Regions from separate parts of the Homo sapiens genome. Here region 2 is linked to region 1. The links are chromatin loops, found by intact Hi-C in ENCODE. Cell type or tissue: heart left ventricle. All regions are shown on one strand. Each heading gives the region's core, and the rest is flanking DNA. Links, peaks and the distances in the headings are about the cores only.

Evidence for each region. A loop is a pair of places that touch in the nucleus more often than their neighbours do. Peaks named below come from ENCODE experiments on the same cell type or tissue, not always from the same donor. Only the 100,000 strongest peaks of a DNase experiment are listed, where the experiment ranks them.
Region 2: a loop joins it to region 1, with 8 times the contacts of the local background. A loop is called at or near these places in 107 of 110 quality-filtered maps.

Annotation. Positions count from the first base shown.
Region 1 is chr10:88,832,284-88,839,047 of GRCh38, forward strand. The region is part of intron 1 of ANKRD22 (ankyrin repeat domain 22); the gene reads right to left. Among named protein-coding and RNA genes, the nearest start is that of ANKRD22, 16 kb to the right of the region's middle. RefSeq lists an enhancer at 3,667-3,816. In heart left ventricle, for the core only: CTCF peaks have their summits at 3,521 (motif pointing right) and 3,723; a DNase peak (open chromatin) is centred at 3,528.
Region 2 is chr10:88,925,424-88,932,187 of GRCh38, forward strand. No RefSeq gene overlaps it. Among named protein-coding and RNA genes, the nearest start is that of ACTA2-AS1, 3.9 kb to the right of the region's middle. In heart left ventricle, for the core only: no CTCF peak of the experiment used is centred there; no DNase peak of the experiment used is centred there; H3K4me3 peaks cover 69 bases; H3K27ac peaks cover 1,612 bases.

The DNA of each region.
Region 1 (6,764 bases), core at 1,605-5,604:
TGAAATACTACAAATTCAACTCAGTAAGGAAACTATGTATAGTGCTTACAGGTAGGTGGGCCTGTCGGAAAAGCATTCATTTTCTTTACTAAAGATAAAATACCTTTATCTTTATCTTTACTAAAGACAAAATACCTTTATCTTTATCTTTACTAAAGACAAAATACCTTTATCTTTATCTTTACTAAAGATAAAATATCTTTATCTTTAGTAAAGACAAAATGTCTTTATCTTTATCTTTACTAAAGATAAAATGTCTTTATCTTTATCTTTACTAAAGATAAAATAGAAAACAAGCATATGGGGAGGAGTTTAGGGCAGTACTAGTGATGAAATAAGACCTACATAGCACCCTGTATTCAAGGAGCTCAACAGAGCAGAAAAGACAGTTTTTTAGGCAAATAATATACAAATTATATGGTTAACTACACTTGATTAGATGCTGTTTATAAAAAGCATTATACAGAGCTTCACAAGGCACCATGGGAGTTTAATAGCAAGACTTCAGGTAGCATGATCTTGTCCTCTTTCCCTCCTCTGCTCCAGCCTTTCTCGACTTCTGTTCTTCAAAGTTTGGTTGAACCAAACCATGTTTGGTACCTTCCATCTGGGCTTCTGCCCTGAATACTCTCTCTGCATAAAACACACCACCTGCCTTTCTTCTGAATAACACCTAGCTCACCCTTCATGTCATAATTTAATTTTCATTTTATCCAAGAAGTCTTTTCTTACTCCCAACATTCAGTATCTCTCCCTCACAGCAACTGACATACTGTAATTCTTTTCTTAATTATGTACAATCATGTATTTAGGGCTAGCATGAATCAGGAGAGGTTTGAGGCAGTGCTGAGAAGGAAGGCACTGAAGTTCAGGCCGTAAACCCCATTTTATTTACTGCTATTTCTCCAGCATTCAACACAGCACTCAGCACATGGGAGGCAAACACTGAATATTTTTAGACTAATCTTCAGATGATGTCTTTTAAAAAGCATTTAGAGTAATACCTGGCATATGGATGGTGCTTAGTGTATGAAAGTTATCATTATTGCAATTGTCATTCTTTAATAATCAAGTCAAATCCCTGCTGTGTGCCAGTCACAGGTACCAGAGAATAAAATATGTTATCTTATCCATGTAAAATGTATCTGTCAAGTGGGGAAATAGGACAGAGACACACATACACAGAGTAAATGACAAGAAAAAAATTTTTTGGTATGGGTAGGTACATAAGCACCTGTGGAAACTGGGACGTATCAAGGGGAAAGTCAAGTGGGTGTATTTGCTAATAAACTGAGGTTCTAACATAGCCAAATATCACAATAAGTGAACTATGTTATACTCTTAAACCTAAAGGCCTACTCATGAAAGAAACATCCTAACAGAAAATTAACTCAGCAGCAATTAAAGGCAAACTTCTGTACCTTAAAAATGAAATGAACATGATACATGGGCTTTAAGTTTCACTAGAAATGCACAATTTCACAAATCACCTATTCTGTTATCCTGAAGTCTTCCCTTTACTAAGCTTTCCAACAGTTGGGCACTTCAGTGTCTCAGCATACTGTGTGGCTGATGCAGAAAGGACTGGGGCAGTTGAAACACTTGTCTCATGTCAGAAAAACAGGATGTAATTGTGGCTCTGTTACTACCTCCCCCGGTGACTGTGGACAATTCACTTCCCTACTGTATCTCAGTGTCCTCAGTCATTAAATGAAGGAGTAAGGCAGAAGTTCCCTTGGGTTTTCATATTCGATTATTTCTGGGACTCTAGTCTCAACCAACAAATCTTCCACATCACTGCTGGAGTCCAGGGTTATGTCAACACAATAGTGCTTAAATAAAACCTTCAGTGACTTGCCATTGTCCTAGCAGCAATGCCCAGTCATTTGGAGTTCAAAAATAAGTAAAACAAAACTAAATGCAACAAGACAGTGTTAAGTCACCAACTCTTAATTTTTCAATTAAATGTATTTAAAACAATACTATTATTTCATAAAAGATATTTTAACAAATACAAAGATAAATGAAGGGTATTTTAACAAAATATGTAAGAATATAATCACCAGGGGGAAAGCAGTTCTTTATATTGGGTAGATTTAGTTAGCTTTATAGAAAAATTCATTTTATTGTCCTTTTAAAAGATTTTACCATAAACTAGTGAAAATTTAATAATGGAGTGATTAGCAGTGAGCACTACTCATCAAGCATTTGGAAATTGGTGGTCTACCATGAATAGCTTGGAAACAAGTGGCTTTAGAGCTCTTTTTCTCTTTTCTCAAATATTTAAATAACTTAACAACATTTAAAAAACTAGAATATTTCATGTATTAATCTGGCTTTCCAGCTTCTCTTTAAAAATGGAAAGTTTTGGCTGGGCGCGATGGCTTACGCCTGTAATCCTAGCACTTTGGGAGGCCGAGGTGGGTGGATCACCTGAGGTCAGGAGTTCGAGATCAGCCTGGCCAACATGGAGAAACCCCATCCCTATTAAAAATACAAAAATAAAAAAATTAGCAGGGCATGGTGTCTGGTGCCTATAATCCCAGCTACTCTGGAGGCTGAGACAGGAGAATCGCTTGATTCGGCAGTGAGCCGAAATCGCGCCACTTCATTCCAGCCTGGGCGACACAGCGAAACTCTGCCTCAAAAAAAGAAAAAAAAAGAAAGAAAAAAAAGAGAAAGTTTTGCTAACACTGGGCCCATATTCCTGTAGGATACCAAATAACTGGTGCTTAGTGGCAGTGACTCCAATTCTCCACAGTCCCCACCACTCGCCATCACATTACACTGGTTCTCTTCACTCATCTATGTTACCTGCCTGGTAACATAGACCTCCAGGAGCTCTCTGCTTAGGCTTCTCAAAGTCTTTACTAAGAGCTAACTAAAAAGAAGAAGAGGAAAAGATGGGGAGTTGTTCTGCAAGAGTCACTCAGTGCTTTTGAGGGCTTTCTCAACCCCATTTGAGCAATATTATGTAAAATACTAACCCTATCTTTAGTCTTTCTTAGGCTTCCTAGATCCAAGACACAGAGTTACCAGGAAGCTAAGTGTCTTCCTTCTCGGCTGAGATGCACAAGTACAGTCATACTTCACTTCACAACAGGGATACGTTCTGAGAAATGTGTTGTTAGGTGATTTTGTCATTGTGGGAACATCACAGAGTTTACTTACACAAACCTAGATGGTAGAGCCTATTACTAATATGGTATAGCCTGTGGCTTCTAGGCTAAAAACCTATACAGCATGTTACTGTACAGAATACTATAGGCAGTTGTAACACAATTGTAAGTATTTGTGCATCTAAACATAGGTGAACATATAAAAATATACAGTAAAAATATAGCGTAAAAGATAAAATGGTACACCTGTATAGGGCAGCTCCATTATAATCTTATAGGAACACTGCTGTATATGCTGTTCATTGCTGATCGTGACATCATGTGGTGCATGACTATAATTTAATGTGAGAGTCGCACTAACGCTGAAGACTCCATGCTGTTATGAACTTGCGGTTTCCACTAGGGGGCAGCGCAGCGTAAGAAAAGCACTGACAGCGGGCAGAAGGGAAGTCCAATAGAAAGTGCTGGTTCACAAGCCAGGTATGAAAAAGAGAAGAGGTTGTCCATTTGGGTTGCTGGAAAAGCTATCATAAACCCCTTTTAACCCCTTAAGCTCTGTAATTTGGGGGCACCCTGGGTGTAGAAGAAACACACTTGGGAAATTATTATAATAACTCTATCCCCTAATAGTCTCAGAACCCTTCTGTCCATCCTCACTGCTAAAGTACTGCTTCAGATCTTCATCATTCTCACCAAGACTATTGCACACAATTCTTTCAATCTCACGTGTTCCATATGCCGTTTTTACAACTTCATCTCCTACCACTGTCTTATCCACACCCTTGATCTAAATAAAGGTATGTGTGTTATTAACAGCCATCTCCCCAGCTAGACTGTAAGCTATATAAGGGCACTGTGACTACATGAGGCTACATTTTGTCTGTACTGATTCATCATTGTACCCCCATAACATAGTGCCTGGCACATGGTAGGCATTCAATATGTACTTAGTGAGTAAATAAGAGAAGGAAGAAATTATAAGATGAGCTAACAGTTATTGAGTAGCTCAGTTATTCTATATTAATCCTCACAACAACCCTCTAAAGTAGTATTAATATACCTGTTTTGCACAGATGAAACTAAGGGAAATTGTTTTCCTTGCCCAAAGTGACATAGTTCACAACTGGCATGGCCAAGAGTCAAATCAAGGGGAATGACTGCAGAATGCGTACATTCTATCTCCAATCACTTTAGTCTTAAAAATCAGCCTTCAAAATGTCTTCTGGCTACAAGACTTCGCATTTGATATTTGTGTCCAAAATTAAGCTACAGTCTGTATTCGGGATATTGATCTGTCCACTTGTGGCACTGACTTGCTGGTTATACTGGTTATACATCCAGACTCCTTCTCCAACCTGACCTAGAATCAGCAATATCCACCAAGAGATAAGAAGTGTCATCAGAGAGTCTGCAGAAGAAACAGAAAAACGTTAAGACTCAAAGGCAAAGAAGTGAAAGTTTCAAGAAGGAAGACAAAGATCATTGAATGTGATCATTAGCAGCCATGCAGAGGCCAATTTTCATACAGTGATGGGGCTGAAGGAAGAATACAGAGGCCTGAGCACATTGTCTATGAAGAATTAGAGGATGCAATTGGAGAGGAATTGTAGTCAGTTTGGCAGTGAAAAAGCTGTTAGGGAAAGCTAGAGACTTCAAAGAGGGGGGTAGCAGTGTCCAGCCAACGTTCCACACGTTTGTAGGCAAAGTGGTGTCATCAAGTGGTTACAAATCCAGGCTCTGGAAACAAACTCTCTGGGTTCCAATCTCAACTCTGCGACTTAACAGCTATGTTATTTGGACAAGTTACCTAGACTCTTCATGCTAAGTTTCCTTCTGCTTTTGATAATCATGCCTTCTTTATAAGTTTCAGAAAGAATTAAATGTAACTGTGCAGATGAAGCACTTAGCTCAGATCTGAGTCACAGTAAACCCTCAATTAATGTTAGCTACTCTTATAATTATTAAAGCATAAGGAGCCAATGAAGATGGACAGGAGTGGTTATGAGAGGGTAGATAATTGATCAAAGAGAGTGAAGAGATGATAGGATAGAGAGCATTAAGATGGAAACATTAGTCTCCTACATAGAAGGAAAATTCTGGCTCTAAGGCCAAAGCAAGGGAGAAAAGAGAGCTACATGGATGGAAAGAAGTTTAGACTGACTGAAATTTTTGCCAGAAAGTCAGAGGTTTGATCTTCATTCATTATACTACTATATATTTGTCATAAATAAATAGATACATCTAGATAACTAATATGGTTTGGCTGTGTCTCCACCCAAATCTCATCTTGAATTGTAGCTCCTATAATTCCCACATGTCATGGGAGGGACCCAGTGGGAAGTAATTGAATCATAGGGGTGGGTCTTTCCCATGCTGTTCTCATGATAGTGAATAAGTCTCACTAGATCTGATAGTTTTATACAGGGGAGTTCCCCTACACAAGCTCTCTTTTGCCAGCTGCCATGATTGACTTTGCTCCTCATTTGCCTTTTGCCAGATTGTGAGGCCTTCTCAGCCATGAGGAATTGTGAGTCAATTAAACTTCTTCCTTTATAAATTACCCAGTCTTGGGTATATCTTTATTAGCAGCATGAGAACAGACTAATCCAATAACTAAATAAATAGCATTGACATTTAAAAAGATGAATGGATTAATGACAGGAGATGTGATTGAGACAAGGGTAGATGAGACTTTTGAGCATGATGGGGAAGATTTTGGACCATCGTAATTAAAACTGTCTACATGAAATGAATAAAAATATAAAATGGCTTTGAAAACCAGGTTGTAGAAACACAGTAAGAAGATAGAGTTGACTGAGCCTGCCATGTGAGTTTGTGATTTTCTTCAGCAAACCTAGATGAGGGAAGAGTACAGAAAGTGAAGAGGGCAAGAGCAAGGATTAGGAAACATGTCTGTCAGGCAAGAGAAATGAGAGGAGAGTGGTTTACCATTAAATTCAGTCTTAATGGGCATCATATGTAAGCCAGATAAAGACAAATGAACTTGCAAAAAGAGAGAGACAAGCAAATAGAAACACAGAGAAGGATCAGAGCACAGTTCGTACATGTGGTCTATTAGAAAAGTAACCAGTTTAGAAGTTATCAGAGAGATGTTACAGATAAACTCTGTCTAGGGATGAGAAGTCAAGGGTGGCCTTGTTGGGTATCTGATTTGGAGTAGAAACACAGGTCAAGAAGGGAGAATGAAGCTTATGGATGTTGAGGTCACTGAGGATGACCCCGGGGGACAGAAAGAAAGGGGAACTTGTGTTCCAGGGAGGTGGAAGTGGGCCCTGGAATACAGTGGACAGAAGGGAGAATGTAGAGAAAGGGCCATAAGCAGAGATTTCAAGTAAGAAATTGAACCATGGTCAAAAAACAACGGTGACCAAGAAGTAGACTGAATCAGCAGCCACCATAAGAGAAGGTGTCATAATGCCCAGGAAAAGCCAGATTTCAGTGAAGGCACAGAGGAAAACAGACTAGTAGGCGAGGAGGAGATTGAAGAGAAGGAGTATTTACCAGCAGGGTGCATGAGTTCCCATGGGCTAACCTGTGAACAGCGCTCCCTAGAGCCGTGCTCTGGACAACCTGAAAAGCTAAGACACAGGATTGATAGGGCCCACTGACTAACTTTTCTCTTCA
Region 2 (6,764 bases), core at 1,499-5,498, 93 kb after region 1:
GCCTAAAGATAGAAAGGACTCAGTTGAGGGCCAAGAACATTTAGCATCTTAGATTTCCAGAAAGACTAGAAAGAGAAGCTATGAGTATGCAAAACCATTATGTCCCTTCTGAATAGCAAACTAGAAGAGAACTCATTTTCACTAAGAAAGTATATTGTATTTCCTAAATAAAGGAGACATTCTTGGCACTTTTTTGTAGGTTTTTTTTTTTTTTTTTTTTTTTTTTTTTTTGCCAAGTACAAACCAAATTAACCAGGATCTCACAGAGTGGGACTGTTGGAGGCGGCAAACCAGAGCCTGACTTTGGCTGGCAGAATGAGGCCCTGGGGCTGTGTCTGAAAGAACCAACAGAAATGTGACCACATCACTAAGTAATGGACTGGTCGTGAGGCAGAGACCCTGTTAACCAACCTGGAGACGCCACTACACACACATGTGCATGAGCACCAGTGTTCATTGGATAAACTATCTATGGAAGGTCTCTTTCACAACAGGCAGACAGCACCTTCTCTTTTTTTGAGACAAGGTCTCACACTGTTGCCCAGGCTGGAGTGTAATGGCATAATCATGGGTCACCGCAGCCTTGATCTCGTAGGCTCAAGCGATCCTCCCATCTCAGCCTCCCGAGTAGCTGGGACTACAGGCACTCACCACCACACCTGGCTATTTTTTTTCTATTTTGTAGAAATGAGGTCTTGCTGTGTTGCTAGGGCAGGAGATCCTTCTTTTGAATATGAATCAGTTCCAAAGCTCCATTTGCCACATCCTAAGGCAAAGATGGTTCTTCATTTCTTTTCAGATTTGTGTTTCTGTAGAAAAAAAAGAAACAATTAAGAACTTCCTTTGATTTTCAGTGCTAGTCAGTTTGCACACAGTGCCTGACACCTCATGTGTATTTGTTATAGGCTGAATTGTGTCCCCCAAATTCATGTGTTGAGGTCCTTAACCCCCCAATACCTCAGAATATGACTGAGTTTGGAGATAGGGCCTTTACACAAATAATTAAGTTAAAATGAGGCTAGTAGAGTGGGCACTAATCCAGTATGAGTTGTGTCCTTATAATTAGAGATTAGGACAGACATACACAGAAGGAAGACCATGGGAAAACAGAAAGAAGACTGCCATCTGCAAGCCAAAGAGAGAGAGATCTCAGAAGAAACCATCCCTGCCAAAACCTAGATCTCAGACTTCCAGCCTCCGGAACTGTGAGAAAATAATTTTCTGTTGTTTAAGCCATCTGGTCTGTGGTATTCTGTTTGGCAGCCCTCACAAACTAATGTAGTATCCGGTAAATATTTGCTGAAGTTGTTTGTTTCCTTTTCTCTTACAGACTGAATTGGAAATGGCTTTCTTTGTTGTCATGCAGGGCAGAAATCATTCTTTCCATAGGCCTTGTCAGTTGTAGAAGAGCAAAGCAGAATGTTTGTGGATTATTCTCAGCTACTCAAATTGTTCCTAGTTTCTTTTTAGTAGGATTTTGCTTGTGGAAATTTGACATTTTATTTGGCGCCACACTGGTTCACTTCTGTTTTCTCCCAATTCATTTCACATTGCAACCACATCAACTGTGTTGGAGACTGTGTTATTACAATGATTTGACCTTAGGTTGAGGTTTCTGTTGCAAAACCAGCTGAGGAGGTCCTAAATGTGGAAAGCAGATGTTTCTCTTCTGGCATGTCTTGCAGAATTATCTGGCAAGAGAATATCTTCTGTGAAAAGAATGCGTGAGAAATGTCATGCATTTGGCAATGATTAAGAAAGAAAGGTAAACCTTCAACTCCTTGTTCTTAAAAGAATTTGGCTTGTTATTTACTGGGAAGACAACTAAGATGCAAAGAGCTTTTCTGCTCTTTGCAACAAATTTCTTAAAATTTGTTTTCTTTTCTACTCTTTTGTTCTTCATAAGGCCAGAATATATTATCTCGGGGAGAGCTGATGAAAACATGACTTAGTGGCTCTTAGAGATTTAGCATACTGATGTCCAAGAAGACGTTGTTGTTTTTTAAACTATCAAAAGGCAGGCCTTCATTTGGACTGCTACAACAAAAATACCATAAACTGGGTGACGTAAACAACACTGTATTTCTGTCACCCAGTTCTGGTGGCTGGAATTTGATATCTGGGTGCCAGCATAGTCCAGTTCTTGATGAGGACTCCCTTCCTTATTTGCAGATGGCTACCTTCTTGCCCTACCCTCAAATGGGGGAGAGAGAAATCATCTCTCATGTCTCTGCTTATAAGGACACAAATACTATCACGAGGGCCTGACCCTACCTTCATGACCTAATTATCTCCCAACGCCCAACGACCCCACCTCCAAATACCATTGCAACGAGGATGAGGTTTCAGCATATTAATGGCGGGGGCACCAATATTTGATCCGTAACTATGCGAGTGCCAACTAGCTAGTTTCTTGTCTTTTTTCAGTGCCATATGGAGGCTCTGCTGTACATCTTCTGAGATCCCATAGTTACTATATTAAAAAGTACCATTCTGATGAGAATGTGAATAGCTTTTATTATATTACCTTTGATCTGGTGTGAAGATGCCTTCAAATAGATTTAAGAAATTACTCATTAAAAGGATATTTTTCAAAAGGAATTGCCAGTTGATTAAATAATACTAGGTATTAAATTTTACCTCATGGAAGAACAAACTTGTTTGACAAAAAAACATTTCTTAATTAAAGCCATATATTTTCATATTAGTAATGTTGCTATATAATTATAATATTTTTAATTTTGTAATGTTTTTATAATTAAAGGACTTAGTAAAATCCATATTCCTGTATATGTTTGAATAACCAGACAGAGAAATGGAAAAGGGAAAGAAAATCCAGGGAAGGGAATATTATTTAGAAAGGAAGCCTGTGATACTCTTAAGGTCTGTCACTACAGCTTGCTGGACTTCAGGATGGGGATAGGAGATGCAGAAGACAAGAGAGGAAAAAACAGAGAAGGACTCTGGGGGAGGGAAGGTAGATTAAGAGCATTGCAGACTGGCTTTATTTAATTTGTTTGTTTGAAGTAAATGCCTTGACATTATCTGGACGACAAGACATTCTAAAACCAAATGGAGATAATTAGATTTTTTTTTCTCAATCAAGGAGCATTACCCGTGCATCTCTATCAGGTAAACAAGAGATGGCAGTGAAAAATTACAGTTGTTTACATGAATTATTCATTGTCTCACTGGGTCCCAGATGTACCAATGGAATGCATGGTGAATTCATATTCTTGAGCCTGAAGAGGAGGTTTAAAAATTCTCCTTTGCACTTTTTCCAAGAGAAAAAGGCATTTACAGATTGATTTAAAAAGAAAAAAAGCTCAATTATGTTTCCTTCTAATATAAAGGCTGACAAGGAAAGCAAAGCAAGCAACTAGAAGACATTTGCTGTGCTCTTGACTTTGGGAAAGACCATGGGCAAATTATATCACTTTTAGGAAATTTAATTTCCTTACCTACAGAAATAAGGCATGTGAATCAACTGATTCAGCAGGCTGTCTTCAGCAATAAAATTTTGTACTTATCAAGGTTCTTTCCAAGGCAGTATGTTTTTTATTTTTAAAAAATAACTTATTGAAGCTCAATTCACATAACTTAAAATTAACCATTTTAATATGAACAATTTAGTGGCATTTAGCACATTCAGTGTTGTGCAACCACCGTCCCTATCTAGTTCCAAAAGATTTCTGTCACTCCAGAGTAAAATCCCTTGTCCACTGTACTAGTCTGTTTTCACCCTGCTGATAAAGACATACCTGAGACTGGGTAATTTATAAAGAAAAAGAGGTTTAATGGACTCACAGTTCCACTTGGCTGGGGAGGTCTCACAATCATGATGGAAGACGAAAGGCGTGTTTTACAGGGCAGCAGAAAAGAGAGAATGAGAGCCAAGTGAAAGCGGTTTCCCCTTATAAAGCATCAGGTCTCGTGAGACTTACTACCACGAGAACAATATGGGGGAACCACCCCCATGATTCAATTATCTCCCATTGGGTCCCTCCCACAACATGTGGGAATTATGGGAGCTACAATTCAAGATGAGATTTGGGTGGGGACACAGCCAAACCATATCACCCACTAAGCAGTTGCTCCCCTTCCCTCCCTCTCCCCCCCAGCTCCTAGCAACTGTCAATCTGCATTCTATATGGATCTATCTATTTTGGATATTTCATACAAGTAGAATTGTACAATATGTGAGCTGTTGTGTCTGGCTTCTTTCACTTAACGTATCATTTTGAAGGTTTATCCATGTTGTAGTATGTATCAGTCCTTTATTCATCTTTATGGATGAATTATGTATATAAATTTATGTATATACCACATTTTGTTTATTCATCCGTTGATGGACATTGATGGACATCCATTGATGGATATTGATGACATTTTGTTTATTCATCCATTAATGGGCACAATAACCAAAAAGACATTTCCTTTTGGTTATTGTGAGTAGTAGTGCTATAAACATGCATGTACATGCATTTGTTTGAGTACCTGTTTCAATTCTTTTGGATCTACACCTAGAAGTGGAATTGCAGGGTTATCGGTAACTCTAGGCTTAGGTTTTTGAGAGACCTCCAAACTGTTTTTCACAACAGCTGTACCATGTTATATTCCGAACAGCAACATATAAAGTATCTGATTTCTCTACATCCTATTACAGCCATCCTAGTAAATGTAAAGTAGCATCTCATTCTCCTTTTGACAGAGCAATATGTGATCAGCTTAATTCCTCTAAAGTCAAATTTCAGTAGTAAAATAAAGTTGATGATGAAGATGTCTGAGGCCTCCAGAATTCACTCACTCCAATCACTCTCTTAGTGTTGTGGGACACCAGTCCTGACTCTTTATCAAGGTCACTAGCACCATGTTTAGAGGGAGAATTTATTTTTATCAAGGATAGTCAGGTCAGCTGTTTCAGCTGGGTAGGATTAGAAATACAAAGAGAGAGCAACCAACAAAAGGCACTAGTCATGGCACTTTAGAATACTACTCTTGCTTTCCATCAAAGTCAGTGGTTTAAGCATTCATAAGGAAGAATACTATGTTGAGGCATCTCTCTGAAATCACGGACTTTTTTAAGTCTTAAGAGCAAGAGCTCATGTTAAATTTGAAAAATAGAATTTACTTGTTTAATATATTTTTGCCTGAGTAGGTGATGTCATTTTTTTTTTTAAAGGAAGGCCTGAAGTTACATGATTTTAGGTCATTTTGTAGGGAATTTCAGGTTATGGCATATGCAGAGAGGTCTTAAAGGAAGAAAAATAATTGATTCAATGAAGGGACAGAGGACTAAGGCTCAAAACTAAATGTGCAGGGAAAGAAACAGAAGGCAAGAACTAAGAAGAGTATAAAAAGAACACCTTTTGATGTGGTGTGTCTGCAATACCACATACTTTTCTCCAAGGATAAGGAAATCTGCTTAAGGACCCCTGAATTTTAGGCCTCTGGAAAACTGTCATTAACCTCACGATACGGAAGCCTGTTCCATCATCAGTTTTCCTTGAGGATAGCATTGTTTCAAACCCAGACAAATAGTAATCATTTTTATTCCCTTTAGCCAAGAAGGGGCTAGAAATTGCTCTAAGGAGGACATTCTGGGAGAGCTACAGCCTCCATGAGTAAATTAGACTGAGAGGTGGCAATGTTTGCATGTTCATTTCCCAGATGTGAGATGAATAATTTAACCTGAAAGGTGAAATGCTCAGGAAAAGCAATAATTTAACCTGAAAGGTGAAATGCTCAGGAAAAGCAGATGGTCCAGAGATGCCATACTTCTCATGCAACATTGCTTCCATTGCTTGAAATTGGTGTCTGATTTTTTCATAGAAAAAATGTTATGAATATTACTTTGGAAAATTGTAGTGAAGTCATGGTCACACTTGTGTGTGTGGTCCAGTTCTTTGGGGTTCTCTTTTTCCCAGGTATGCAGCACTTTTACATCTCTGGGCCTCTGCTTGGAACACATCCCATGCAGGTCCTACTTCCCCTTCCCAAACCTTAACCCCTTCTAGCCCCCAGCCCTTTTTTTTGTCTACTCAATTCTTACCCTTTAAGCTTCTGCTTAAGCACTATCTTCTCAGGGAGGCAGCCTCTCCTGAGCTCCTGGCTCAAGTTAGAGCCCATGGCTATAAAAGCCAGTACCCCATATAATTCTTCTTTTGAACCCCTGACAATGTACCCAACTGCTTATTTAGTGCCCATCTTCCTCACTTGGCTGCAGGTTCCATCCAGGCAGAACCTTGCCTAGTTCTATTTCCTTGACACTGCTCTCTGTCCTAGCTCATAGTGCTCTTCAGACATTACTTAAGTTGACTCTGCTCTCCCAGGAATAAACATTACTTCATACTCTGAAAAGGAAGAACCCTATCTCAGGCTGCCCCATTTTCTCTCCCTCTCTCTTTTTTTTTTTTTTTTTTGGCTGTCTCTTTCTGAATAAACTGAGCTGCGCTGCAGCAATGGCTTCTGGTTGCCTGCAAGTGTGTGTTGGTCCAGACAGCCTCCTCCCTAACTACAGTCAGACGTTCTTCTCCAAGCTGTTCTGTTAGAAATTCTTCTAAAGAGAATTTCCTAGCTACACAAATGATACCACATTAACAACAGAGGATTATTATTATTATTATTATTATTATTATTTTGAGGCGGAGTTCCACTCCTTTTTGCCCAGATTGGAGTACAATGATGCGATCTTGGCTCACTGCAACCCCTGTCCCTGGGTTTCAAGCAATTCTCCTGCCTCAGATGCCTGAGTAGCTGGGATT